Linked DNA regions of Homo sapiens: region 2 is linked to region 1. A link is an interaction called in ENCODE POLR2A ChIA-PET data of the cell type or tissue named here. Cell type or tissue: PC-9. All regions are shown on one strand.

The links. Peaks named below come from ENCODE experiments on the same cell type or tissue, not always from the same donor. Only the 100,000 strongest peaks of a DNase experiment are listed, where the experiment ranks them.
Region 2: POLR2A ChIA-PET joins it to region 1 with 5 read pairs; 2 of 35 experiments call an interaction of 5 or more read pairs at or near these places.

Annotation. Positions count from the first base shown.
Region 1 is chr9:76,221,934-76,224,433 of GRCh38, reverse strand. All of the region lies in intron 20 of PCSK5 (proprotein convertase subtilisin/kexin type 5), which reads right to left. Among named protein-coding and RNA genes, the nearest start is that of RFK, 170 kb to the left of the region's middle. In PC-9, no CTCF peak of the experiment used is centred here; no DNase peak of the experiment used is centred here.
Region 2 is chr9:76,135,746-76,138,245 of GRCh38, reverse strand. The region is part of intron 10 of PCSK5 (proprotein convertase subtilisin/kexin type 5); the gene reads right to left. Among named protein-coding and RNA genes, the nearest start is that of PCSK5, 250 kb to the right of the region's middle. In PC-9, no CTCF peak of the experiment used is centred here; a DNase peak (open chromatin) is centred at 1,045.

The DNA of each region.
Region 1 (2,500 bases):
TGGCTTTTTTTTTTCTCAATGTCAAAAGTCATCTCTGTCTTCTCTTTGGCTTTTTACTTATCTTCTGTCTCCAAAAGAAAGGTCTGCCACTCTTCCTGGCTATTGTCAATTCCCCATCTACTGTTATAATCTTCTTTCCTCAGAATATTTCTCCACCAGTTCCTCTGTGTTTAATCTCTTCCTCACATCTCCAATCCTTGTCTGATCTACAAAAGTTTTCTGCTAACTTAAACCTTCCCAAGCCCTTTCCCTCCCTGATAAGGGACTTGTAAAACTTGTTTTTTCCTCCTACTATTTGGAAACAAAATGGTGAAAACTTCATGACCTTGAAGCTTATGTAAGAGCGTCAGTGTAAGACAACTAAACTGTGCCTGTCTCTCAAGTCTGCATGCCTCTTCACGTTAGAACAGCTGATGAGAATAGAGAAGGCTTCTCCCATTCTCATATTTACGTAGATGTTTAATTAGTTACATAAGCAACTGCCCCCAGCTCTTACAGGCACAAGTTTTCACTGCATGTTTGGAACTGAAGAAACCAGATTCCAAGGACACAGAGAAGTTGCTCTTTTTTGTTGTTTTTGGAGCAGCAAATTCTTGTCATCTGTCTTCATTGCACAATGAAGCTGAATGTTTATGACAGGCATGATATACAAAATTCTTACAAAAAGTCAACTTTTAACAGAGCCTTCAGGAGCCAGTATTTTGTTTTCCACCTCATCCTACAAGCTCTTCTTTCTGGCATCTTCATCCATTGTTATGATTTCCAGATCATCTTTCTCCTGTGATCAAAAAATGTTCCATTCCCCCTTTAGTTTCTTTCTCATCCTATGCTATAATGGTTCAAAGACACTGAGGAAGTGTAGTCACTTGGAGAGGAATGCTACCTCAAAAGTTGAAGACACAGCTTAAAAATTAATACTTATAAATTTTAAAAAGTTACAAGTGGCTTACTGTGCTTATTCCATCTCTTGATAACACTGTAGAATACTATCAACAAGTCCAGATTCTAAGCAAACATTATAAAGTCTTCCAGAATAACTGAACATGTATCATAGCATCCAAAGTTACAACATAAGATTGAAGTATAATCCTTTTTTAGGTTTACATGGCCAGAAGAGCCTCATTTCTCCTGAACAAATGCTACGCTTTCTTTTATACCTCATATTTCCTTATTGGTTACAGCTAAATTTATTGTAGAATTCTAGCAAATAAATATGTACACTGAATAAATTAATCGATACATAAATATGATATTTTATGATGTGAGTTTAAAAACTTTTTAGCAAGATGATTGGTAAGAGAGGATGGGAGGAATTTGATGAGAATTCAGTTGCTTGGTTTTTGATCTAGTTATTTCAGTGAGTAACCTTGGGGTATGAAATTATCTGTAGACTTCCCTGTGAGGCCTATTTATGTGCCTCGTCACTCAGATGCCAGAAATCATAGAGTATGAGTGATTCTACTATCACAAGTGTTAATCAAATAATATTATCTCTTTGCAAGGATGCCAACATGTAGTTTCCAACTTAAGATACCATTCTGTGAAGATAATTTTTATTAAAAACATCTATATGTTTTTTTCGCCAGCTATAATAAATACTCAGCAACACTTTCAGCTACTTATGTACTAATGAAATCAGTTGTTTTTCAAAGCTTTGTTAAGCATAAAGTTTTATAGCAAGGCTCAAACTATGAGGCCATCAACTGAGACTGCAACATCTTTAAGTCAACACAATCATTCAGCCTTAAAAAGAAAGGAAATTCCGACAAACTCTACAACATGGATGAACCTTGAAGACACTATGCTAAATGAAATAAGCCAGTCACAAAAGCACGAATATTGTATTATTTTACTTATATGAGGTAACTGGAGTAGTAAAAGTGATAGAGACAAAGTAGAATTGTAGTTTCCAGGGCCTAAGGGTAGGGGGAAAGGGTTATTTAATGGGTACAGAGTTTCAGTGGAAGAAGATGATGAAGGTCTGGAGATGGATGGTGGTAATGGTTGCAGAGCAGTGTGAATGTATTTAATGCCACAGAACTACACACTAAAAATAGTTAAAATGGTAAATATATATTATGAATATTTTACAATATTTTTTTAAAAAAATATCTACACAAAGAGTTTGTGTCTTAGCAGGCCAATACTTCATTTTAGCCAAAAAACAAAATCAGTATTGCCTGTCTTTGGGGATGGGTCCAAAGGGTATCAACCAATCCACCATCTTGGGAAGCCAGTCTGTTGAAGTGAGGCTTGGGAGACCTCCTGTGATAATGGAAATAAATTGATATATGAATAAAACTTGGGATAAGGGAGACATCTGGCAGATGGAAAACTCTGTCTTCTTCCTTTCCTCAAGGATGCACTAAAGACAGAATGAACATTAGGCAGCTAGAAAGAGGGTTCTACATCCCTACCCTGGAGGTGTCTGGAGGAAATCTCTTCTCTATCCCATTCTCTCAAGGACAACTTGCCCTTGTCCTTCCTGCATATTCTGTTT
Region 2 (2,500 bases), 86 kb after region 1:
GACTAAAGAAAAAAAGAGATGGAGTGTAAATTTCTGTTTCTGTATGTAAGTTACACCAGGGCAGGTCAGATTAGTCAACGCCATGGTGTCCCTGACGTTTCTTCCCCTCCCACTTTCTGCGCTCACTTCAACATGTGTTGGGTTGGCATGCTGAAAGTGCTCAGGAAATATTGGTAAATAAATAAATGAAGAGATAACATCCATTAAATTCCAGGAAGGAAAACCAGCTGGAATGGCAAAAGCCTTCACTTTTATGGCTAATTCATATGCTTTAGGGAACACAAGGGAGAATTAAAAAGAATAGAAAACAAAACAAAACAGAAAAGACTTTTCCTAAGCAGAAAGGGAAGGGATCAAGGGGAGGAAAGAAATAATACTAACAAAACCCCAAACAGCTGAATGCCAAAGTCACCTTCTGGCATTGCAAATATTGGTCAGAAGCAAAATACTGGAATTTGGATTTCAGTTCTCTGGTAGCAGAATATCACATCTGTTCATCTGGTCTAAGGCAAATAATTCCCTATTCTCATGGGCAATCTAAAGTAGATTCTCTGATAGGTACATGATATTTATACCATTTAATTAAAAAAACTATCTCTGGAGGAGGTTTAAAGTCAAAAGCTGTTGTCTGAAACTTAGCTAGGATTATTCACAAGATGAACAAGGCCAAACAATGTTTAGTCAGTTTCCATAGGTATGTATTCATCAGATTATGTTTATTGTGAAAAACTAATCTACCAGAAAAGATATTTTAATTATACTATGAGATTGTTATTATTATTTAAGAAACAGCAGGATAGAATAATCTTAGTTTGATTAAAATTGTTGAAAATTAAGGTGCCATTAACATAAGAATGTTTACATGTGTCTTCCCTCTCTGTGAGGTCATCTCATTACAGGGTCATTTACAGAGTGCTTTTATAAGGAGGGCACAGAAAAAGGAGAAGAAAGTTCTCTGTCCCTAGCTCATCAGTGAGCACCTCCAGGGTAACCCCACTCTCAGAGAAACAGAGATGAGTCATCAGAAAGCCACATTCTTTAGTTGTTCAAGGCCAACTTCCTGGCCTGAATGAGAATCTGTCCAAGCCAGTAGCTGCTTCAGGACGAGAAACCCTTCCCTGTTCCAGTCCATAACACATGTGGGTAAGAATGGATCAAGTCTGCCTTCAGGAGGGCTGCACACAAGTCTAGCTCACACATCATCCAGCCCTGCTGTCTGCCTAGGATGTAGGACATGGGGGTATGTCTGAAGAAATGTAAGGAGGTTGGATAAAATGGATTTGGTAGGGTTTTGGTAGAGACTATTCATTGGGGTGTTGGCTTTACTGAAGTTATCAGTGATAACAAAGACTATCAAGTCTAGTGATGTCTGAACTCCAAAACTGAGTTGTTTGCTACTCTAAGTGGCTTCTGCTTTACGTGATGAGAAAGAAATTCTGATGGGTGACGCTGATGTCCCTATTACTGGCAGGTACCTATTGAGCAATTTGTGAAATTGTTCTCCTATTTTTTTTTAAACTACTTTTCCAACAAGTTATTAATAAATTACTCAACACTGGGAAAACAAAAGTAAGCCCAAGGAAGAACAGGAGTTTTCAGATTCATTTCATACATATATTTTACTCAGTGTTAGGGCTGAGTTGGGTGGGACAAAGAAGGGCACCCAGGACCACACACTTCTGTAGGCAGGCAACTTCCGTTTTCCCAGTCTAAGGAGAAATACGTGACTATGGATTCCTGCTAAGCAAGACCTGCAAAAGCCGGCTGACCTCATTTAAATACAAGCCCTTGTTGAGCTCTTGTTGTAGGAACCTTTTCTAACCATTAGCTCTTTATTGTTCTTTCAGATGTTATTTCATAAAAAGTCATAGCATCTTTCTGCAGTCCTAGTACCCTGCATTCTCCACTTCCCCAAAGCATGTTGCTTCTCCTGCTAGCCTCTGCCTTAATCACATTTATCTGTGGGACTCTAGGGAGGGGATGGTAACGTTTAGAGTAGAGAATAACTTTTTTTTTTTCTTAAGTCATCTTATTATGATCCTGTTTAGATGAAATACGGGACTCGCCATCAACAAAATTACAAAACAATCCCACTGGGAGCCCAGCCCATTCAGAATAATTCATCTGTGAAAAAGCAAACTTTAATTGTTACTCTTGGCAGCCATCTAAGAGAAGAGTGAAATATTATACTAAATATTGCCACGTGCAATAGTAAAATACCGTTTCCTCCTTAAAGCAGTGCACAAACCCCTTTAGATTCAGGTTTGGGTCTGGTGACTTAGTCTAAACCCTCTGTCTCCCCCTCTCCTAAACCAACAGAGGTTTTCAGAAGAGCTGCATTTTTGTTAGAACCATTTGCTCTTTTTAAATTGCCAAAAAGGAATAAGTAAAACTAAGATATTTATTCGGGTTAAAGTTTCTTCAGCTTCATGGAGGTTAATGTCCTTAGTCTGTGATCCTTCTACTAAGAAGTTCATTCCAGCTTTCAACTAGCTAAGGT